Linked DNA regions of Mus musculus: region 2 is linked to region 1. The links are chromatin loops, found by intact Hi-C in ENCODE. Cell type or tissue: heart. All regions are shown on one strand. Each heading gives the region's core, and the rest is flanking DNA. Links, peaks and the distances in the headings are about the cores only.

Evidence for each region. A loop is a pair of places that touch in the nucleus more often than their neighbours do. Peaks named below come from ENCODE experiments on the same cell type or tissue, not always from the same donor. Only the 100,000 strongest peaks of a DNase experiment are listed, where the experiment ranks them.
Region 2: a loop joins it to region 1, with 6 times the contacts of the local background. A loop is called at or near these places in 14 of 42 quality-filtered maps.

The regions. Positions count from the first base shown.
Region 1 is chr13:58,584,039-58,596,513 of GRCm38, forward strand. Slc28a3 (solute carrier family 28 (sodium-coupled nucleoside transporter), member 3) reads right to left here. Exons shown (of 18, transcript NM_022317.3): 2 at 4,144-4,233. Among named protein-coding and RNA genes, the nearest start is that of Slc28a3, 21 kb to the right of the region's middle. In heart, for the core only: CTCF peaks have their summits at 5,656 (motif pointing left) and 6,778 (motif pointing right); no DNase peak of the experiment used is centred there; H3K4me3 peaks cover 622 bases; H3K27ac peaks cover 560 bases; H3K27me3 peaks cover 514 bases.
Region 2 is chr13:58,278,758-58,290,443 of GRCm38, forward strand. Kif27 (kinesin family member 27) reads right to left here. Exons shown (of 17, transcript NM_175214.4): 17 at 5,970-9,499. The coding sequence ends at 9,036. Gm26555 (a long non-coding RNA gene) reads left to right here. Exons shown (of 8, transcript XR_873524.3): 1 at 1-5,491; 2 at 9,422-9,554. Among named protein-coding and RNA genes, the nearest start is that of Gm26555, 9.8 kb to the left of the region's middle. In heart, for the core only: CTCF peaks have their summits at 9,292 (motif pointing right) and 10,751 (motif pointing right); a DNase peak (open chromatin) is centred at 9,264; H3K27me3 peaks cover 259 bases.

The DNA of each region.
Region 1 (12,475 bases), core at 3,719-8,718:
GAGGGATGTTCTTTACTGGCTTCCCTCACCTGGCTTGCTCAGCTTGCTTTCTTATAGAACCCAAGACTACCAGCCCAGAGATGGTCCCACCCACAAGGGGCTTTTCCCCCTTGATCACTAATTGAGAAAATGCCTTACAGTTGTATCTCATGGAGGCATTTCCTCAACTGAAGCTCCTTTCTCTATGATAACTCCAGCTGTGTCAAGTTGACACAAAAATAGCCAGTACAATTGACCCCTTGTCAACTTGACACACAAAAACTTCACTAGTAAGCCTCAACCCTTACAATCTTATTCATCCCCAAGATCTAAATAACTTTAAAAGTCCCACAGTCTTTACATATTCTTAAATTTTCAATCTCTTTAAAATATCCATCTCTTTTAAAATTCAAAGTCTTTTTACAATTAAAAGTCTCAACTGTGGGCTCCCCTAAAACAGTTTCTTCCTTCAAGAGGGAAAATATCAGGGCACAGTCACAATCAAAAGCAAAAGTCAATCTCCAACCGTCCAATGTCTGGGATCCAACTCACGATCTTCTGGGCTCCTCCAAGGGCTTGGGTCACTTCTCCAGCCATGCCCTTTGTAGCACACACATCATCCTCTAGGCTCCAGATGCCTGTACTCCATTGCTGCTGCTGCTCTTGGTGGTCATCTCATGGTACTGGCATCTCCAAAACACTGCATGACCCCTTCAGTCCTGGGCCTTCATTTGCAACTGAGGCTGCACCCTCACCAATGGCCTTCCATGGCCTCTCACAGTGCCGAGCCTCAGCTGCTTTGCGTGACCCCTTCATGCCTTCAAAACCAGTACCACCTAGGTGACCCTTACATATTACCAAGTCCTGCTACAGCAGGAGTACAACCTTGGCCATCTCTGGAACACAGCCTCTTTGTGCTTTCAGAAAACACTTCCCAGAAGTTGTCACCTCAATGATGCTGGTCTCTTCTTAATCACCGCTAATTTCTTAGCTCCAGCTAACCAGCATCAATAGTCCCAGTAATGCAAATGTTTTGCTTTAGTAGTTCTGGTATCTTGTTAATCACAACTGATTCTTCAGTCCCAGCTAACCAGAACCACAGAATAATCAAACTCCAAAATAGCAATGTCCCTGAAAAGAGTCTTTAATTTTCCCTCTGAAACTTCACAAGCCAGGCCTCCATCTTCTGCACTGTTCTCAACATTATCTTCCAAGCTCCTACACAACATCTGACAGAGCTCTTAACAACGGATGGATCTTCAAGCCCAAAGTTCCAAAGTCCTTTCACAGTCCTCCCCAAAACATGGTCAGGTCGTCACAGGAATACCCCACTTCTGGTACCAATTTGTCTTAGTCAGGGTTTCTATTCCTGCACAAACATCATGACCAAGAAGCAAGTTGGGGAGGAAAGGGTTTATTCGGCTTACACTTCCATACTGCTGTTCATCACCAAGGAAGTCAGGACTGGAACTCAAGCAGGTCAGGAAGCAGGAGCCAATGCAGAGGCCATGGAGGGATGTTCTTTACTGGCTTGCCTCACCTGGCTTGCTCAGCCTGCTTTCTTATAGAACCCAAGACTACCAGCCCAGAGATGGTCTCACCCACAAGGGGCCTTTCCCCCTTGATCACTAATTGAGAAAATGCCTTACAGTTGTATCTCATGGAGGCATTTCCTCAACTGAAGCTCCTTTCTCTATGATAACTCCAGCTGTGTCAAGTTGACACAAAAATAGCCAGTACAGACACCCAAATCACCCTCAACTCTGTTATCATCTCCCAGTCAGTACGGGACTCTGTACATTTCCATTCCGCGCCACCACCTGCTCACCACCGCTGCCTGCTCAGCCCCCTGCACAGGCCTCTGTGTGCATTCCCGCTGAGTGTCCTCGTTCAGCATCGCCCAAACCCCATCGCTGCCAAAGCCACTGCTGATTGGCCTGCACACTCGTGTTACAGCTGTGAAATAGGAAGTTTTGCTTTGTTCTTTTGTCAAACAATTGAGAGCAACTGTAGCAAAAACAAGCTGTAAACATGGAGGCTTCCCATACATCCTCACACGGTCCATCCTTTGCTGCCCACATCCTCCACTTGTTACCTCAGATGAACCTACTACATTGATGACCACACAGGTCCCATCATTTCCCTCCATGGTTGTGACGTGTGCTCTTGACCATCAGCTTATTACATCTAGAAACCCAAGTGGCTCTGTCTACCATGAGGGATTTTTTTTTCTTCTTCTTAATTAAACTATTTGAAGTGGGAAGACCCAGTTTTAATCTGAATCTTTGGAAGTGGGAAGATCCACCTTAAGTCTGGGCCACACCTTCTGCTGGCAGCCAACTTAAAGGGCAAGGAAGAAGGAAGCTTGCTCTTTGCCTGCTTGCTCTGGCTCTCTCTAGCAAACCCATCCCTTCACTGGCCTTGAGCCTACTTCCTCAGGGTTCCAGTGTACACTGGAGACCAGCTGAGACATCCAGCTTCCGGGATTGAACAACTGCTGGATTCTTAGACTTTCCCTTGGTAGACAGCATCATTGGACTAGCTGGCCCAGAGCCTGTAACCCAGTCTAATACCGCTCCACCCCCATATATTCATTTTATAAGTTCTATCCCCATAGAGAACCCTAATAGAAAGGTCATTTTCTTTCTTTCTTTCTTTTTTTTTTTTTTTTTTTTTTTTTTTTTTTTTTGGTTTTTCGAGACAGGGTTTCTCTGTGTAGCCCTGGCTGTCCTGGAATTCACTTTGTAGTCCAGGCTGGCCTCGAACTCAGAAATCCGCCTGCCTCTGCCTCCCAAGTGCTGGGACTAAAGGCATGCGCCACCACGCCCGGCCCAAAGGTCGTTTTCTAGTGTGCTCAAATCTATGTTTGGATCTTCACCTCCATAGTGTTGTTCAGAGTGCTTACAGCGCCCTGAGAGTCCCGATGCTCACCCCAACTTCCTCTCTGAGCCCTGGAAACCACTATCTCTTCATCTCTCTAAGGTTTTGCCTTTTTCTCCTCAGGATGATGCTACTGGCATGGTACAGGGTTGCCCCCATCATAAACTGGATTCTTTCACTCCATAATATGCACGTGTGGTTCCTTGAGTCCTGTTTATGACCTTGTTGTTTGCTTCTTTCTAGCTCTGAAAAATATTGCCCTATCTGGTCTGATTGTGGTTTTTTTTTTTCAGTTTTACGGGTGGGTATCTCAGATGCTTCCAGAGTTTTCTGATTATGAATAAAAGCCACCGTAGGCACGGTTTTCATGTGGACTAGTTTGGTTGCCAGAGGACACCCGTTGCACAAACACTGCACAATATATCAAATGAGATAAACAGTAAAGCAAGATGAACAGTGTAATCCAACATGGATAGCACGAGACTGTGTCTGCATAAACACGGGCCATGCTCCAAGGTATAGCAAATTTCTCCTACTTCACCCCAACTTTCATCTTCCGGTTTTTGCTGCAATAATTTTCCTAGTTTTAGGTACTCTTTAGGACTGCTTTTCAAGAGGATGATCCACATGAGCAATTACTTGCTTTGTTTTTTCCAGCAGTGGAAGGAATTCCGCCTAAATCTAGGATACAAATGAAGCAGCATGGAGCTCCTTGCCAGACATGGTGGTCCACGTCTGTAATCCCACCACTTGGGATGCTGAAGCCAGGGCATCAGGAGTTCGAGGCCATCCTCTGCCGCATATTGAATATGATGTGAACTTGGGTCACATGAGACCCTGTTCCTTCCAAACAAACAATTAAAAAAAAAACAAAACTCTCCACCACCACCATCAAAAGCCCCCAAGACCTGTGCAAGCTAAGGATTTAGGTTCGATGGAACCAAGGGAGAGGCACCTCTCTTGCCTCTCTTGCCTCCCTCCCTTAGCATACCGGTGCTTTTTGTATTTGACAGGAAGTCTCACACCAGGCTAGACCTGACTCCTGTCTCTGCCTCTTAGTAACTGGGGCTACAAAGCTGAGGGTCCATGCTTGCCTAGGCCTTTTGCCTTGAGATGGCTTCCCTTTTTGGGGAAGTCTGTGGCTGGTCTGCAAAAGTGAAGTCTCATTGTTAGGGTGCGCGTGTTTTCTTTCTGGCTCTGCCCTAGACACACTAACCACACTCACAGGCAGTGCAGTTTTCTCCATGGTAACAGGTCCTTGATCATCCTCCACACCTGCCCTACCTGTTTGGCGTGTCCTTGTTCCCCGCTTTGTACAACTCTGTTCCTGACTGTGCTGTTTCCTGGAGTGTTCTGCCGTTCAAGGTCTTCATCCTAGGAAAAAGCAGAGTGAAAAACACCGTGTCAGAGCCCAACACAAGGGTCCTTCCCTTTCCGGGGGGAGTCCTGAAGAGTGGCAGAAGCCAGACTCCGTGTTTAGATGAGGCACCCGGTTCAAGGAAGTGCCAGGGAAAAAGGATGGGCCCAAGGAAAAAGGATGAACCTTGCTTTGTTTTGCTCTGATGGGACCGACCAATGTGCTGCACGTTGAGGAAGGACTGCAGCTTCCCACCTTAGGCCCTGATGCACGGCCTTTACCAGGTTGGGGTCCTAATGTTTCAGCTGGGCAGGTCAGTCACCCCTCAGGAAGGCAGATCGACCTTTAAACCATGCTCAATCGATAGAAGAAATAATTATCCCTTTAATGAGATAGCATACTCGTCAACCCCAGAATTCCTGGCCCTAGCGCGGGCGCATACAGAGCCCCAGCATCACGCCGCAGCTTCCTAAATCTGAATAAATTTGAGAAGCAAAACCTTGCTTTTTCTTTCCCTCTTTTTTGTGCTTCTGCCCATGATTTCCCTAACACTTCCCGCTTTCTCAGAAGTTCCCTTCTGGCAGAGTGGCTGCTTGCCCACATGCTGCTCCTGCGAAGTTGTCATGGCTGCGTCTCTCTCTTCCAGTAGACCGAGATTTACAGTTGGCTCTCATGGAGTTTTAATCTTAAACTCTAATAAAATCATCCTTATGGGTCTGTTCTTAAGTCTCCCTCCCTCCCTCCCTTCCTCCCTCCCTCCTTCTCTCTCTCTCTCTCTCTGTCTCTCTCTCTCTGTCTCTTCCTCCCTCCCTCCCTCTTTCCTTTCTTTCTCTCCTTTTCTGTCTTCCTCCTCCCTTTTCCTGCCCCTGCCTCCTCCTCCTCCTCTGTTATTTTGAAGCCTGGACTCACTATGTGGTCCCGGCTGGCCTTGAACTAACAGATATCTGACAGCCTCTGTCTCCTGAGTCCTGAGTCCTGGATTGAGCATTGCCACTCCCATCTTGAAATTCTTGCAAGGAGATTAAAACCACAAGAGGGCACCGCAATCTCCCTGTAACATGTGGCACCTCTGATGGGTCTCCCCAGAATTCCTGGTAGTGGGAGGAAATGTATGTTTATACAGAGAACGGAAAGAGGGCAGAGACGTGTAGCCCTGGGAACTCTACTTCTCTCCTGTGTTCATGAGTTCTTACACTTTCCTTAACGCTAAATTGAAAACAACAGGGCCTGGGATGCTGGATTACATGAGTGAATAAACCAGGGTCTCTAATTACACACGCGCGCCTCGGCAGGTCGTACCACCCTGAACTTCAGGCGTCTATTCACACAGCAGTGTGCTCTTTCTGGCTCTCTGCAGAACCCTGGGGTTTTCTCACTGGTGGAGCCAGCTTCATTTTCTCTCTTTTGTAGGCTGCAGCCTTCTGATGCCCCCTGCTGGCAGCACCTGAGATCTTTGCTGAAGGAATTGAGAATGGGGGTTTTAAGTCAATGAACATGGAGAGTGCTGTTGTATTTGGGGGTGGAGTGCTCCCTGTTCTGCACGCGCACAGAGGAACCCTGGGTGTGTTTCCCTTGTGTTCTCGATTGCTCTGTCCAGTGGTTTACAGCTTGGTCGTTGTATTTCCAGGAAGAAAATCATCGAGGATTTGAAACAGAAAAAGGAGTTATTGTGGGTGTAGGTGGGTGGGTGGTAAACAGCCAGCTTTTCTCTTTCTCTGTAAATTGGAACTGTGGGTCTGTAAAAGAAGCTAATAACCACCCATTAGCCAACATTTCGTTCTATTTATTAAGCAGATTACTGACGCCTCTGTACCTAACACCTATAAGAATGCCTGTCCTCAGGGCAAAACCTCGAAGTACGCCGGCTCAGTGGGGGAGTCGTGGGAACCACGTGTATGTTTCTAAGCAATGAAGCAGGGGCCTAAACCACTCATATGCATAAAATGAATAAAACTTTAAAAGATGTTAAAACATATTTCTGATAGAGTGTATATACACTATTAGCAGTTAAAAATAAAACACTGAGGTCGGGGAAAGTTAATACATTGTGGGAATCCTTTCTTCTTGGTCCCTGGGAGTGTAGTGAGCTGTGCTTTTCTCAAGCTCATGCTAGCCTTTAATCTCAGCACTCAGGAGGCAGAGGCAGACGGATTCCTGAGTTCGAGACCAGCCTGGTCTACAGAGTGAGTTCCAGGACAGCCGGGGCTGCAGAGAAACCCTGTCTCGAAAAACAAAAAACCAAAAAAGCAAAAAACAAACAAAACAAAAATAGCTTATGCTGAAGTCTTCCCTTCCCATCCCCTGCTTAATGAATCTATAAATTAAGAAATAGTTATTTAAGAAGTTTTCCAGGTGTGTTGCCTTACATGTTTAATCCCAGCCGGGAGGCAGAGACAGGTGGATCTCTGTGAGTTCAAGGCCAGCCTAGTCTACAAAGTAAGTTCCAGGACAGCCAGGGCTACATAGCTAAATCCTATCTCAAAAATCTATTTATTTGTTTATTATTTTATTTTAGGTGTGAGTGCTTCACACACACACACATCCGTAGTTTCCATGGAGGCCAGAAGAGGGCACCAGATCCACGGAACTGGAGGTGCTCAGAACCCAATGGTTCCTCTGCGGGAGCACCCAGCTCTCTTAACCTCTGAGCCATCTTTTTAGCCCCTTAAGGAACAATTTTAAGTGGACAAATTCGTGAGCATAGGAGCCCCTTCACCTTAGTTGCACATTGGGAAGTCTTGGGTTTGCCTCTGGAGCTGTCCATACTATAGTACGGAAGACTAGTGGAAGAGACCTAGGTGTCCAGGAGCCGAGGCTCCAGCCCTGTGCTGAGTAACATTGTTATCGTTTAGATTCTTAAACAAGAAGCAGGTGTGGACTGTCTGCTTAGCTGTCTATTTCAAGGTTTCTCTAACAGGGTTGCTTTTTCCCATAAGTCATAAGTCCTAGTTATATTAACATGAACGTCATGGCTTCCTACACCAGCGTGTTGCTGTGCAGCGTCCACTTTGGGGTTCCACTCCACCCGAGCTGTTGGGACAGCAGCTGAGGTGACCCTGCCTCCCCAGCTCCACTAGGCAGCTAGCCTGGCCTTAGTAGACTGCGCCCTCACCATGAAAGCTTTGGGTTCCAGCTTTCATGTACAAAATGTATAAAGATGGAGATCTCAGGGAAGCTCCTATCTTTGGTCAGAAGAATAGGATCTGGGAGCCAAAGAGATGGCTCAGTGCTTAAGAACACTGGCTGTTCTTGCAGAGAACTGGGTTCAATTCCCAACGTAAGATGAGAATGTCATATACTAACTGTGGTCCTGAAAAAAGCTAATCCAACTGCCTCACTAATCACCTTGCTGGAACACTCCGACGACGTATTTGAAACGTGTGCTGGTTTACCATTGTCTGCTTTGCTACTCTAAAAACTTCACGAAACTGTTTGGGGTAACCTAAATCTCTGTTCCTAGGCTGTGGCCACTCGTACTTGGCTCCAGAATAAATGTCCTCTTCCCTTTTGAGGGCTGGTTTGCTTGTCTGTGTTTGTCTCTCCCTTCCACCCGTCTGAGCTATTCCAAACGCCACTGCCACGGGAAACGAATACAAACAAGTGCTGCAGAATGTGGTAACTGCAAGAAAACAAAGAAACCTAACCAAGCCCTCTTGTGATAGCAGCTTGGCAGCTGGCACTGCCTAGGAGACGAGCTTCCAGGCACACAGGTGAAGGTGATGTTGGTCAGGTTAGCTGAGGTGGGAAGACCCACAGTAAGAGAGAGAGCAACAAGGCTCCCTGAACAGCAGGAGAGGAAGAAGCGAGACTCTGACCAGCATTCAAGTTCCTGATTATGGGTGCCATGTGATCACGTGACCACGTGCTTCGAGCCCTTGCTGCCTTGATGTCTCTCCCACTGGGAGTTCCAGGGTTAAGTCCTTTCTTTCCTAAACTGCTGAATTTTTGTTTGTTTGTTTGTTTGTTTAAGATTTTATTTTATGCCAGGCAGTGGTGGTGCACGCCTTTAATCTCAGCACTTGGGAGGCAGAGGCAGGCAGATTTCTGAGTTCGAGGCCAGCCTGGTCTACAAAGTGAGCTCCAGGACAGCCAGGGCTACACTGAGAAACCCTGTCTCGAAAAACCAACCAACCAAACAAACAAACAAACAAAAACAAACAAACAAACAAAAAAAACCAACCAAACAAACAAAAAAACCCTAAAATAAAAAATAAAAAAATTATTTTATATGTGTGAATATACTTTAGTTGTTTTCAGACACACCAGAAGAAGGCATCAGATCCCATTACAGATGTCTATGAGCCACCTTGTGATTACTGGGAATTGAACTCAGGACCTCTGGAAAAGCAGGCACTGTTCTTAACCACTGAGCCATCTCTCCAGCCCCCGTTTTTTGGTTTTTTGTTTGTTTTGTTTTGTTTTGTTTTGTTTTGTTTTGTTTGAGACAGGAGTCTCTATGTAGCTCTGACTGCTCTAGAACTGAACGTGTAGAGCAGACTGGCCTTGAACTCAGCCTCCACCTCCCTGTTGGGATTAAAGGCGTATGCCACCAACAGGCCCAAACACTTTTGTCAGTGTATTCTATCATAGTGACAGGAATTAGTGTAAAAGATATCTTGGGACTCTAGGGAAAAAAAAAAAAAAAGACCCCAAACAACCCACTTGTTGAACTGAGGCGTGCTGTTGCTTTTCTGGTGACTACGGAGAAATCAGTCACGCTTGTGAACCCAAAAGGAACTCCAGACTGACCGAGTAGGGCAAGGTTAGTCGTGATGGTTGCAGGCATGCACACGTATGGGCGGTAGTGAGGTTTCCAGCAAGTGGAAGCGGTTAACGACAAAGGCCAGACCCTGTAAGCCTTTGACCTTTCTCTCGACCTATGAGGAACGGTAGTCTCTCCGCACATTCTCCCACAGGAAGAGACTCAACCACCACTAACGTGACTTCTAAGAGCTGAGAGCGCAGAAGAGGCTGACTCCTGAACTCTTCAGAGCAGTTAGAGCTAACTTAACTCTAGTAAACCCTTTCACTGCCCCCTAGAGGTGGAGAGAAAGCTTCTCCGCCCAGAGCCTTGGGGGAAGGCAGCCAAGTCCCCTTGGCCAGAGGAGGAGCCTGGCTTAAGTAACTGCGGGTTAGCAAATACTCCTACCCTTTCCTGCTTTTTGCAATGTCCACACCTCTGACTGGGCCGGAACCTCTCCCTGTTACCTCATTCTTCCTCAGAAGGCCCACTCATCTCTGGAGAAACTGAAGCTAATTACAGAGGGAAATCTGTCCTCGCTGATTATCCTGGTATTAAGTGTCTTGCCTTGTTCTTTCTGGGAAGAAATAGCCAAAGCCCTCTCCTCTGACTGCTTCTTAGATGTTGTCTGGATGAGGCTGGAGGCTAAAGTCGTACGGATGCAGAATCCCCCATCCACTCACTGCGTAGACCACTAAATTGTCTTTCTTTCCCTCTTTCCTTCTTTCTTTCCTCCTTCCTTCCTTCCTTCCTCTCTCTTTTTCTTTCTTAGTTTCTTTCTTTCTTTCTTTCTCTCTTTCTTTCTTTCTTTCTTTCTTTCTTTCTTTCTTTCTTTCTTTCCCTTTCTCCCCCCCTCTGTCTCCCTCCCTCCCTCCCTCCCTTCCTTTTAATATAGGACAATTATAAAAGACAATAACCAAGATTCAGACAGTAGAATAGGGTAGGTATAAATTAAGAGGCATTCCACTTCAACAAGGAAAAGCAAAACATAACTAGCTGATCACTATTGTTATTTTTAAATTGGCAAATGTATATTGGTCACATTGGTTAGGGAGCAACAAGAGGTTTTTTGTTTGTTTGTTTGTTTTGAGACAGGTTTTCTCTGTGTAGCCCTGGCTGTTCTGGAACTCACTCTGTAGACCAGGTTGGCCTCGAACTCAGAAATCCCCCTGCCTCTGCCTCCTGAGTGCTGGGATTAAAGGCGTGTGCCACCACGTCTGGCACAACAAGAGTTTTTAACTTTCAGAAATAAAAGATCTGTACCGATGGCTTTGCTGCTGCTGTCTGTGACACTCAGACTATAATTTCAAACCCAAATAAATCTTCGCACAGAAACTCATGCATGAGTGCTGTATTAATATCCTAAGCAATATAGAATTATGCATGAGATACCACTTTGGACAAAGAGGAGACACACAAGGAGAATGTATTGCGTTCAGTTATGTCTAAAGCACACACAAATGTCATACCTCTGCTTGTTGATGGATACAGGAAGCCCTCTTTCCTATTACCTTAAAACTTGCTGTCGCTATTGCCATATAATGCATTGAATAATGCCCATTAGCAAATGATTTGCAACTTTTACTGGGTGTTAAGGATATATTTAATTCTCTTTCATTTAATTAGTGTATAAATGAGTCGTTTTAAAACTTAAGGACGCATACAGCAAGCCTTGAGGATTTTATCTACAGGTTCATATGTTCATGTTAGCCTGCTGCTTCTGCTTCAAGAATTAAAATAAGTGCTAGAAATGGCTCAGCAGTTAAGAGCAGTTAAGCGCTCATGCAGAAGACTTAAGCCAGGCCCCAGGACCCACATGATGGCTCATGGATGTCTGTAACATGGGTTCCAGCCTTTTTCTAGATTCCTCAGCTACTACATGCAACTGGTACACATACATGCAGGCAAAAAACACTCATGCACTCGAAATAAAAATAGATTTTAAAAACTTAAAAGAAATATTTTCAGAGAGGAATATGATATTGGTTTATAAATAACCATCTTATATTTTAAATCTGGCATGTTGTTAGAACATACTGAGATAAGGTAAGGACTACATTTTTTCCAAGTTAATATGTTGAGAACATAGAACCATAATTTTACAATAAATCAGTTTTTAAAAAAAAGCAAACAAGTGAGCTTTTTGGTTCACATGTACATTTATAAACAGGAAAATTTATAATGGAAACTTCACACATTAATACAACTTAATTGCTGGGCATGGTGACACATGCCTTTAATGCCAGGATTCAGGAAGCAAAAACAGGTAGAGGCCAGCTTAGTCTATATAGTGAGTTCCAGGACAGTCAGAGCTTCATAAATCAACCAACCAACCAACCAACCAACCAACCAACCAAAACCACAAAAAACAAACCAAGCAACCAACCAAAAACCAAAACCAAACAACACCAAATCTTAGGTATGAATCATGGCAGAGAGGGTCAGCGGTTCAGAGTGCTGTTGCTCTTGAAGATGCCCCAACTCCCATTCCAAGCAATCACACAGTGGCTCACAACCACCAGTAAGTAACTCAAGCTCTATGGGGCCTGATGTCCTCTTCTGGCCTCTGTGGGCACCTGCACTCATGTGGCATAGGCTTACACAAACACACATAATACATAGGGATAAAAATTTAAAACATAGCTAGCCCTGGTGGCACACATTTTTAATCCCAGTTCTTAGGAGGCAGAAACAGGTGCCTTCTTAGGCCATTCAGATCTATATAATGAGTTTCAGGTCAGTCAGGGCTATATGGTGAGACCTTGTCTTGAAAAATTTTTAAAAATTAATAAATAAAAGAACCAAGATTCACCTTAGCAGGTGTTGTAGTAAGAGTTACTATTGCTGTGCTGAAACACCATGACCGAAAACAACCTAGGGAGTTAAGGGTTATTTGGTTCACACTTCCACATCAGGAGAAGAATTCAAGCAGGGCAGGAACCTGAGGTCAGCGGCTGACACAGAGGCCACGGAGGGGTGCTGCTCGATAGTTTGCCCTCATGGTTTGCTCAACCTGCTTTCTTATGGAACCCAGAACCACCAGCCCAGGTGTGACTCCACTCACAATAGGCTTGGCTTAGACCCATCAATCACTAACTAAGAAAATGGCCTACGGCTCAGTCTTATGGAGGCAGTTTCTCAACTGAGGCTTCCTCCTCTTGAATGACTCTTGTTTGTGTCAAGTTGACATAGACTAGCCAGCACAGCAGGGTTGCCAAGAAAAGTGGCATTGTGTGGCAAAGTGTTGCCTGAACACCTTACCTTGTAGATTCATTGTTATTCTATAAAGTCTGATGTTACAGAAAGAGACAAAAACATTAGTCTGTTTCTTACATAGTGTGCTCATGACAACAGTCCCCTGCCTCCTTCTCTCAAGTGCTGAGACAACAGTAGGCATTGCCTTGCCTGGCGTGCCCATTCTTTTAAGGTTGGTTGACTTTTGCGTCCATAATTTGTGTTGGACCGTACATGATCATTTCTGCCTGATTCTAGTTTCCAGTATGATTTAGCCTGCCTTG
Region 2 (11,686 bases), core at 6,687-11,686, 300 kb before region 1:
CTTCCAGAAGAGCAGCCAGTGCTCTTCACCACTGAATTGTCTCTCCAGCACCAAGATGTCAGGCTTTTTTTTTTAACTAAAATTAATTTTTATTTTATCATTTTATGTGGATGGGTTTTTGGATACATCCACGTATTCAGTACCCTCAGAGTCCAGAACAGTGTATTGGATCTGTGGAACTGGAGTTACAGATGGTTGTAAGCCTCCATGTGGGTACTAGGACTTGAACCCTGGTCTTCTGGAAGAGCTGTGTCCTAGTTAGGGTTGCTATTGCTGTGATGAATCACCATGACCGAAAGCAACTTGGAGAGGAAAGGGTTTGTTTGGCTTATATTTCCACGTCACTTCATCATTGAATTCAGAACAGGAACTCAACCAGGGCAGGAACCTGGAGGCAGGAGTTGATGCAGAGGTCATGGAGGGATGGATGTTACTTACTGGCTTGCTTTCCCTGGCTTGCTCAGCCTGCTTTCTTATAGAACCCAGGACCACCAGCATAGGGATGGCACCACCCACAATGGGCTGAGCCCTCTCCCATCAATCACTAATAAGAATGCCCTACAGGCTTGCCTATAGCCTGATCTTACTGGAAGCCTGATCTTGCTTGACTATAGCTCGTGTCAGACTGGCATAAACTAACAAGTTCAAGCAAGTCCTCTTAACAGCTGAGCCATTTTTCCAGCCAAAATCTTAAATATTCTGACTTCCTTCTGCTTTATCCAGGAAATTATCACAGAGAAGTACTCCATGCAAATAAGGACACAAATTAAGAAATATAAAAACATGAGGGTCAGGTAAATAGAAGCTAAAGAGAAGGAAATGAAGCTCCTTTGCCTGGATGGTGGGACCTCCAGGAAGAAGACCATGCCAGGACTAAAGACCAACTGGTCCATCCTGATGCTGGCAGGTAGCATCTCCAGCATATGGTGGCAATGATGTGTTTGAGCCTTGCGAATGAAACTTTCCAACTCTGGTGGGTCACAGGAAGGCTACCAGTTTCATCTGTTAGCCAGTGAAGCGGAGGTGGAAGGGACTGTGGAGTGCAGAAAGCAGAACTGTAGCTGCCCCACTGTGGGGCGTGAGGTATAACTGAAGGAATCAGTTTACTGTGGAGAGCTAATCTATTATACAGGGGAGTTGGGGGACTCTGTGGTCATCAGGGTGATGCAGTTGACTTCTGATATGTGAAGCACTGTAGGTGATGTTTGCGTGATCTTTATATAATGGAAAAAAGACAGTCTTGTGAGGATATATACTACATATTACATGGTAATTTTAGCTGCATGACATTCAGGGGCAGGAGATGAACCACTACTATGGAAACAGTTGTAAAACAGGTGACTGATGGGAGTTAGCACAGAATGAGGGTAGACTAGGCAGAGCACAGGATTTTTATTTAGAGTACTGAGCCTGTTATCCACGACACTGATTAACAGTTGTGTAGACTCTTAGAGTATACAACACTAATAGTGAATGCTCATATAACTCTGAACGTTGGGTAATAAAGAGCTCTATGAGTGAGCATGGTGGCTCACGTCTGTAACCTCAGCAGTCAGGCTGATGACTGCAAATTCCAGGCTAGCCTGGGCTACATAATGAGAGCTTGGCAGCAGTAGGTTTGACACTTTAGAGAGATCTGCATGTGTGCAGTTGGGTAGGTATGTGAAACCTCTACCGGCTGCTCCTTTTTGTTATGTACTGAATGTTTCTCTTAAAACTTAATCCACTTAAAAGGAAAAGCAGAAACCTCAACAAAGACAGCTGCCCCCTTTTAGAACACTCCAGTAGGGGAGGTAACAGTTTGATAAGCTCCAGAGTTAGGTGAGCTGCTGAGGTGGTCTCTCAACCTGAGTGTTCTGTATTCTGTATTTTGTGACAGTTCGCCCAAGTGTCCACTTGGGTGTGTATACTGGGGGGAAGAGGGCATTAGGTAACATGCTTAAAAGAAACTTAAAATGAAACAAAAAGAATTTAAGCAGAGGCTGGGCGTGGGGGACCACACCTTTAATCCCAACACTCAGGAGGCAGAGGCAGGTCAGTCTCTGGGAGTTCAAGGTCAGCCTGGTCTACATAGTGAGTTCCAGGACAGCCAGGGCTACACAGAGACACGGTGTCTTTCAAACTAACAATAAAACCCAAAACTTAAGCAGGTCACTGTCTCTGGTCCTGAGGCGTCTAGGTTTGGCATAACTTGGCCAGCCAAAATCGGTCAGCTCTTTACTATCTAACTTGCTGCTTACAGAAGACACTACATTTTTTACTTGAAGGTACTAGGGATTAAACTTAGGCAATCACTCTGACATGGAGCTCTTCTCACAGCCCTCCCTCCCTCCGGAAGTATATGGAAGTCTTCCTGCTTCCTTATTGGTTCCTTATTGGTTCACAATCCCACAGAACTCTTCAGACTGTAGATTCTACTACCCCCAGGTCGCCTCCTGAAGGTCTGCCTGCTCAGGTCATGGGTACTCTGATAGAGACGTGGAGTATTAACATCACAGATACACATAAACTAATGGGAAGGAGCTCCCTCTGAAAACCCACAGCGGACAGCTACCATGGTAACATCAAATTTGCTCTGATTTCTTCTGTATCTGAGTGTAGATCAGGGCACGCCAAATGAAGGCCACGTGCTGGCAGCCTGATTACCTGTCTGTGAAACGAGCCTCAGGAAATGTCCCTACTCCAGCTGTGGTTCAGTCCTTCTGAAGTCACCATTGCTAAAGGAAGAAATAACAAGTGGCCCACAATACTGGTTCAAATCCCAGGAAAAATGTGGCTTTTCACTCATAAATCAAGGAGAGTAACAAAGTATGACTTATGTTTGTTGAGGAGGACTTAGCATATTTTAAATACTTTCCTGACAGAAGTCCCATGAAAATGCAGGGAATATGGCAATCTCTCTTGTTAAGATATATGAACTGGAGAGCAATTCATTTAGAAAATACTTTATCACATGTATGCTGGAGTTATTCCACTTAAATAGGCAACTTTGGGAACCTGAATCTCATTCTAAACACCAGTGCTCTACTTTTGAATGTGTGTTTGTCTGTTTCTCTAGGAAGCAACAGACTACCATATATAATTTAAAATGGCCATTTCCTTCTCATGAAAGTGATTAAAATGTTGCATTTGAAATATTCCATTTTTTTAAAGAATAAAAAAAAATGATAAAATAGGTTTTTTTTTTTTTAATTTTGAAAAATGGCTTACTGGTAGTTTGGAAAAACTGGAGTAGTTCTAACTGCTGATACCCAGAACATGCCCAGTGAGAGGACACGCTCTTAGGCCAAGGCCTAGAACTAGTTCAGATGCTGCCAGCCTTGAGATGATGGAACTCACCTCAGGGGAGTGGCCCGGGCATGACAGTGACCTCATTTCCCATTCTTCCTGACCAGAGAGCACAGGCATGCTAAAAAGTAACCATTCTGCTAAGTCCTCAGTCAGGACAAGCTCCGCCTCTCAAGGCAGCCAAAGGGCTACTGGTTTGTAATCACAAATGAAAATCTTTTCTCCACGTGGATATTTTAATGAGGGGGGAAAGTAAGCAAAATAATTGAGATTGTATGGTTTAGTAGAAATGAATCATCAATTTGTTTACAGTCACCTAACCCTTTGACATTGCTGTTTCTAGTGCTGTGGGCTTCCAGTTCCGCTCACTTCTGTCTTGGGGGGCTTTTATATAATCCTGAGTGAGTGGTAACCACAGTTAAAGAAACCAGTATAAAAACTGGGCAGTGTTCTCTTCTTTTTTCTTTTGTACTTTTTCAAGACAGGGTTTCTCTGATTGACCTCTAACTGGCTCTGTAGACCAGGCTGGCCTCAAATTCTGAGATTGGCCTCCTTCTGCTTTCTGAGTGTGGGGATTAAAGGGCTGTGTATTTTCAAAGAGCTAGTCCAGTGAGTCTTCTGTAGGAGGCATTTCTGTGGGTGTCTTCCATAGGAGTCTAAAAGACATGCCTGGATGTTGATGTTAAGGTTTAGTCCTTTTGTCAGAGAAATAAAATAAATCCTCTCCAAATATGTTTTAAAAGTGGGGGAGGGGGGCTGGCTTATGAAATACTTTGAAGTAAACCTTTCTGTGCTATCCCTCCATTCCTGCCCCTAGTTACGCATCTTCTCAGCTGTCACCTGGGTCCCAGTGGAGAAAGAAGGGCAAAGCGCCATGTGTCTCTAATTTGCTCCTGGGAATTGGGGACATGGGGTCAGGTGACACACAAGGCCTTGGGTTTGATTCCCCAACACTTTAAAAAAGTAGACAGCTTAAATAAAATCAAATGAACAATATTTACCTATCTGGATTTGAAAAATCATACTTTATTTTATATCTACTATAATAAGCTTGAAACTATAAGACGTGAATGATTTTAAAGTAATTTTCATTTGTTCTACTTAAATGACAAGCATTAAAAAAAAGGCTTTGGCCAGGTGTGGTGGCACACGCCTTTAATCCCAGCACTTGGGAGGCAGAGGCAGGCGGATCTCTGAGTTTGAGGACAGCCTGGTCTACAGAGTAAGTTCCAGGACAGCCAGGGCTATACAGAGAAACCCTGTCTCGGAAAACCAAAAAAAAAAAAAAAAAAAGAAAAAAGGAAAAAGGGCTTTAAACTTTTTCCTTTCCTGAGTGGCTTGACTCCTTGAGCATAAAGGATCTGACACAGTGAAATGAAGACTATAAAACGATGTCTCTCAAAGCAATGGATCCATAATCCAGTAGAGGTCTCTGTTAGAATTAGCCAGTGGAATGGAACACCTAAGTCTAATTTAATGTCTTTGGGTTCAAAGATCGCATTCCTACCACTCCAAATAAAGGCAATTCTGTGCCTAATGACAATTCTGTACCAGAGACTGCTCAGACATGGGTTTAAGCCAAGAGAAAGTCTTGAGTAAGCTGGCTAGTGACTGCACTGGCGTTTGGAATCCCAGGGCATGTCTGAGTCTTTCTCAGAGTGAGCCTTTGAACACGAAACCCAAGTCCTAGGTTGACATACTTCAGTTAACAGGAAGAGTCAGCTAGAAGCAGAACGACAGGAATCAAAAAGCCTGGTTAGGACATTTAGAGACCTTCCAAGAACTATGGGCTTTGATGGGTTAGGCCTTTGTTTTTGTTTTTTGGTGCGTGGCACTGTTACATGCTGCGTTCTTACAGCTTGATCGGTATTTCGGTATGTTGTGAGTCACACTGAGGTCTCGGGGTCCTGTCACACAGACCTTCCTATAAAAAATATTAAAAATATATTAAGAGACAAATACAGCTTGCCTGCCTTGGGGTAGGGTGGGAGGTGTAAATGAAAACTCCCGGAAACATTTAAAACAGATGCTGTAACTGTCATCAGAGTTTTCTGAGGTTCCTTTATATTACTTCCCTTGTTCTGATTCCTCCCCTGCTGGGTTCAAGTCAAAGGACACCAAAGCCATCAAACACCATTTCCAGTGTTGGGTGCCTGTGGGCAGCTCATCTTGAGAGACAGAAATGAGCAGCGACCCTGTGCAGGTAAGGTGTGCATCTCTCTAGAGAACTAACAGTCCGTGGGAAGTCAGGCAGGCAGGCAGCAGCAGCAGCAGCAGCAGCAGCTGCAGTGATAAAGCTGTCAGGGTGGAGGGTACCCATCATCACCCCTGGTAAACCACCACCCGATAGCCTAGGCTCCAACCAGAGCATGCTCTGTGTGCTGGAGACAGTTACTGCAGCAGGCCTCAGTCTCTCTCACATATTGTAAGTGTTGAAGGTGTTATGAAAATGGAGATAGTCTACAGATCGTCATAGTTTTAAATGTAAAATATATGTAATATTTTTAAAACTCCAAAGATGCTGAGCGAATTGTGGACACGAGCGGCCCTCCCTCCCCTTCAGTGTCAGGCTGTGATACTCTGCCTATTGCTCACATCTAGTGTGTGAGAGCCCGTGTGGAGCACAGAACTGCTCTCAATACTGACTTGATTCCATTGTAATCAGTCATGAAAGGCACCTGTTCTTAAATAAGCGTAAGTTTATTGTTGTAGGTTAGTATAAACAAGGCGGTAGTGAACAAAAATAAAGTCCATGTCATTACAATCATAATTATTTTTGATGACTCTGCACTCGGAGTTCATAGGGATACGAAAGATTGACGCACTCAAAACATGACACCAGAGGAGAAATCAAACTCAAGGAGCATAAAGTGCAGGTCCCCACAGCTCAGAGGTAGAGCGTGTAGGAGCAATGGAGTGTCCCACAGCTCAGAGGTAGAGCATGTAGGAGCAATGGAGTGTCCCACAGCTCAGAGGCAGAGCATGTAGGGGCTGTGGAGTGTCCCACAGCTCAGAGGCAGAACATGTAGGGGCTGTGGAGTGTCCCACAGCTCAGAGGCAGAGCATGTAGGGGCTGCCTACAGCTCAGAGGCAGAGCATGTAGGAGCTGCGGAGTGTCCCACAGCTCAGAGGCAGAGCATGTAGGAGCTGCGGAGTGCCCACAGCCCTGAGCTGACCCCAGCACCAGGGCTCAGGGTGCAAAAGCACCTGATAAGAGTCACCATTACCCATGGCTCCCAAGTAACACTCCAGAGTCAGGGGAAGAAAGAACACTTTACTGGGGTAGAGCATTTTCCCATCAAATACTCTGTTGCATGTGGAAAGCATAGCGAACAACAGAAAACCCATTTTATATAAGCCATGAAGTGGTGGCACACGCCTTTAATCCCAGCACTTAGGAGGCAGAGGCAGGCAGATTTCTGAGTTCAAGGCCAGCCTGGTCCACAGAGTGAGTTCCAGGACAGCCAGGGCTACACAGAGAAACAAAATAAACAAACCAACCCATTTCATCTAGAGAGAGAAAGTCAGGCTGGGGAGATGGCTCAGGGGGTAAAGCTCTTGCTGCTTAAGCCTGAGGATCTTGGCACCCACAGAAAGCCAGGGGTGGTGGTGTTTGCCTCTAACCTCAGCCTGGGGCCGGGGCAAGGAGACAGGGGCAGCTTGGACTTGCTAGCTGGCCAGCCTAGTCTAAATAGTGACTAGGTTCAGTGGGAAACCCTTTCTAAAAAATCATGTGCGAAGTAGTAAGGGACGGCACCTAGTTCTACTCTCTGACTTCCATAGGCACACACACACATGCACACATACATAAATATACACACATGCATAATATGCATGAGCAAGCACATACATGCACACACCAGCAGCATCCCATGGGAAACCCAAGTGACAAAACTTAACTGTCCTTAGAGTGGGGAGGAGGTTCCTTATACTTCGAGGACAGGCAAGCCGACCTAACTAGAATGAATTGTTTACACCTAGATTACATTGTTTGGGACATTATTTATATATTTTTGAGTATGGGAATGAAATTTATCAAAGCATGTGCAAGATCCAAATGAAATGTTTAATAGAAAACAAATAGCCCTTGTTACTTGGTAGCCAGTTTACATTTGTATCATCTGATGAAATCACTGTAGTCTTATGTAACTATTGCTTTGTTAGTGAAAAGTTTTTATAAACTGCTTATTAAGACAAAGCATGCTATTTAATCTTAAATTTATATTAGGACCTTCATTAATAAAAAGATATTTGCTAATATATGATAGTTTTGTTTTTTGCGACAGGGTCTCTCTCTATAGTCCTGGTTGTCCTTGCTGTGTAGACCAGGAGAACAGAGACCCACCTGCCTCTGCCTCTGCCTCCAGACTTCTGTGATTAAAGACATGTGGCACCACACTCACCTAGTCTATAACTGTTAGGTTGTGTTGAAGGCACTTACATTTTGTCATCACACACACACACACACACACACACACACAATATGTGTATGTGTGTATATGTATAGACACAGGCACACTTTAAACAATGGATTCAGTGAGGAAGTAGGTGTTGAGACTTCAGTGGGAGCTGTGCAGGCTTCCATATGGTGGTTTTGCTGCTGGCTCTGATTAGTCTAAGAACCAGCTTTGGTGTAATATGAAGGTATGGAAAAGAAACAAAACAATACTTCAGGACATTATAATGAGATGTTGCCTGTCATAGATAAATATGGTAGGAAAGAACTGATTGCTCATTTAGTTGATCCAGAAAAACTTAGAGATATGTTAGCAAGATTTCATGTACATATTTATACCCCGATGCCCTTGAGCCTACAAGGCTGGAAATCATCAGACATGTGTGTGTGTGTGTGTGTGTGTATGACTATATGTGAGTGTATGTGTATATATGTGTGTGTATATGTGTGTATGTGTGTATATGTATGTATATATATGTGTGTGTGTGTGTGTGTGTGTGTGTGTGTGTGTGTGTGTGTGTGTGTGTGTAATCAGAGGATGCGGCACCCACACACCCCACATGGCCACACCGCTCACGCACACACAGCTTCTTTCCTTGGGATGATTAATGACGTGTGTTGCTCTGTGATCAGTTCCCCTGTCCAGGAAGCTGCAGACATTTCTCTCAGTTCTAGCATTGTCTGAGAGGTAATGTAGAATGCGTAGGACAGGATAAAGGTGAAAATTTGCATTCTATAAAAAATAATTATAAAAATGAAAGCTACCATGTTAGAGTTAAGGCTGCCTCGCTAAGTTCTAACAATTGCAATGCACCTCAGCTCACAGGCTTAATTCTGGCAAACATTTTCATTAGGTAGGTAACTCTGGCACAATCAGGGCTTATCTGGAGCTTAAAAATAGCAACACACTTGCATTTTAACATTCAAATACTATGGGTTATAATGTACTTCTATAATATGTCTTTATATTATAGAATAATATACATCCGAAGGGTGTTTTAGTCTTAATTTTGTTCTTTAAATGTACATAAAAATAAAGCAAATATGTCAGGAAAGGAACTTATACACACAAGTAGAAATCGTTCAATGTACAAGCACTCAAAAATGCATTTATGAAATAACAAAGCCCCCACATACACTGTCATACATAGGAGTGGTGCCAACCCCCTTTCCTGTGTCCCAGGAAAGAGCTCGCTACCCCGAGGTTTAATTCTGTAAGTCAGAAAAGGCATCTTTCCACACATTTACTAAATTAGAAGTTTTATTGTTCAGTGCCTGGGCTTTGAAATCACTAGTTTTCTTCGGGGTCTTCAAGGGAATCAGCAGTCATTGACCGGCCCCCAGCTCCAAGACTGCATCGCCGCAATGACAGCTCCATGGCAGAAATCTGACGTAATTCTCTGCGACACAGTTTGACAGGCTTGACCCCCTGAAGCGGTCCTATACTTCTCACAGGCTGGAACTGGTGTGGTACTGGACTCTGAGAGTGTGTAAAGGGACGGGCCTCTGTTTTATCGGCAATGCTCTGCAGTTGGCCACTGGAGGGCGCTATCGAGCTACGGGCTGGAAGTGAGTCTGGGCCATCTTCTGGAATCTGCTGGGTCAGTGGTTGGGTTTTTAAGCTGCTTGAAGAATTGTCTACTTCTCTTTCGCTTCCATTCAACTTTGTATTTTCAGTTCTAGATGCCCATTTTAGTTCTTCAGAAAGCACAGTCGTCTCTTCTGGATTCAGAACTCCATCTCCAGCATCATGATCTACAGAGAACCGGACACAAGACAAAACAAGCAAACACCGTCTTCTGAAAATCAGGTATTTTTGCCACAGCACCCTACAAACTACATCATTCTCACTAAAGATGTGGTACTTGCAAACTCCTGCTTAATGATTTCTTCAGACAGACAGACATGTGCCTCAGGGGCAGTCTTGATTCTCTTATAAACAGCTTTAACCCATTAAAGTTGAAAAATCCCCTAGTAATTTTGGTACTCTCTATAAGCCTATGAGTACTTTGTGTGTCTCTGGAATCTTTTTAAAGAAATAATTATCACTTTTTAAGTCTAGTGTAATTCACTAGTTACTTTATGCATGGGTGTGTGCCTGCATGTCTGTCTGTGCACCTAATGTGTATGCAAGATGCCAGGAGAGCAAAGGTGTCCTATCCTTTGGGACGAGAGTTACGGACGACTCTCATTACAGATGGTTGTAATCCACCATGTGGTTACTGGGAATTGAACTCGGGACTTTCAGAAGAGCAGTCAGGAGCTGCCATGTGGGTGCTGGGAACCAAGCCTAGGCTCTGCTTTTAACTGCTAAGCCAGCTCTCTAGCCTGAAGAGTTAGTTATTTTTATGTATATTACCTGCATTTATGCATGAGTATAATCCATGTGTGAGGAGTGCCTGAGGGGCGAGGAGAGGGTGTCACACCCCCTCCAAGTGCTCAGTGCTCTTTCAGCCCTGTGAAGACAGAATCTAAGCTGGAGCTTGGCTTTAAAATGACCTACACCACTGAAGGAGAGAACTGGCCGCTGCATGCTGTGTCCTCTGACCCCCATCCCTACATAAATGCACACACAATAAATACCAATGGACAGAGTCTAGTGGGCTTCCCCAAGCCTTGGCTGAGAGTCTGTCTCTGTCTGACATGTGGCTGCTGAGAGTAAGAGGCCTGGCTGCCTTCCCCAGGCACCAACGGCAGCCCAGAGGCTAAGCTAAGCTTCCCAGTGACTAGCATAGATGGCAAACGTTAGCAGCCACTGCCTATGGGCAACTTTGTATCTGTTCTAATTCTAGGTGAAGATTTAAGGCTAGCTCATATTTTCTGGTTTGGAGGGGTTTCAATAAATTCCTCTTTGTTTCCCCAGTACCAGAGATTAAACTCAGTTGCTTTAAGCCCTGGATTATAAATTAGAATATGCTTATCTATATGTTATTTTCTCTAGGTATAAAAAATTTTAAAAGATTTATGATCTGCCTGTACGTATGCCTGTAGGCCAGAAGAGGGCACCAGCTCTCATTACAGATGGTTGTGAGTCACCATGTGGTTACTGGGAATTGAACTCAGGACTTTCAGAAGAGCAGTCAGTGCTCTTAATATCTGAGCCATCTCTCCAGCCCCAGAAATTATTTTTAAAAACAGCTAGAAATAAGTATTTCTTTTATATAACTTTCTAACTTTCAAATTTTGGGTCAAGTTATTTTAGAACTATTGATTGTTGATAACAAAAATATTATTACCGTCCAGGAATGTCTGAGTTTTGCAGAGTACTTTCTCATGGTGATCATTCCACTTACTAAGGGGTTAGTGTTACACATGCACATTTAATTATTATTGAATTTGATCAAGTGTTTTAAGTTCTGGAAGTCATGCCAGCTTTTAGAAATACATACTTTTACTTTCATTTGTATTATTCTTTGTACAGTTTTTGAAAATCTTGTTGAATAAAGATTTATTTATGTATTATGTGTATGTATGTGTGTCTGTGTGAGGCCACAGTGTGTAAGACCCTCTGGAGTGAGTTACAGGTGGCTGTGAGCGCCATGTGGGCCCCAGTGCTCCTAACCCCCCTAACCCCGCGGCATCTCCTGCATAAAATTGCTTTTGGTAATAAGAAGGCTTAATTCCTATGATATAGAAAAATATCAGACAGGACCTAAAAGGTTAAGAGTCAAAGACAGCAAAAGCCACTGGCACATAGTAGACCATTTCCTACAGTTTTATGATTATTTTAATGTAGCTTATATATTTACATTTTACATATCTTTAATATTTGAGAGTCAAGTATACTCCTTAACTGTTGGTAAGAGAAGGTTACCAAGTCTGTCGCTAGAGCCAAGTCTGCGCTTGAGGTGAATGAGCCCCGCACAGCTATGGTTTATGTTGAGAACTCAGGGCAGAGTCACAGTCTGAGCTGAGGGCGCTGCCGGCACAGGTGAGGTGCAG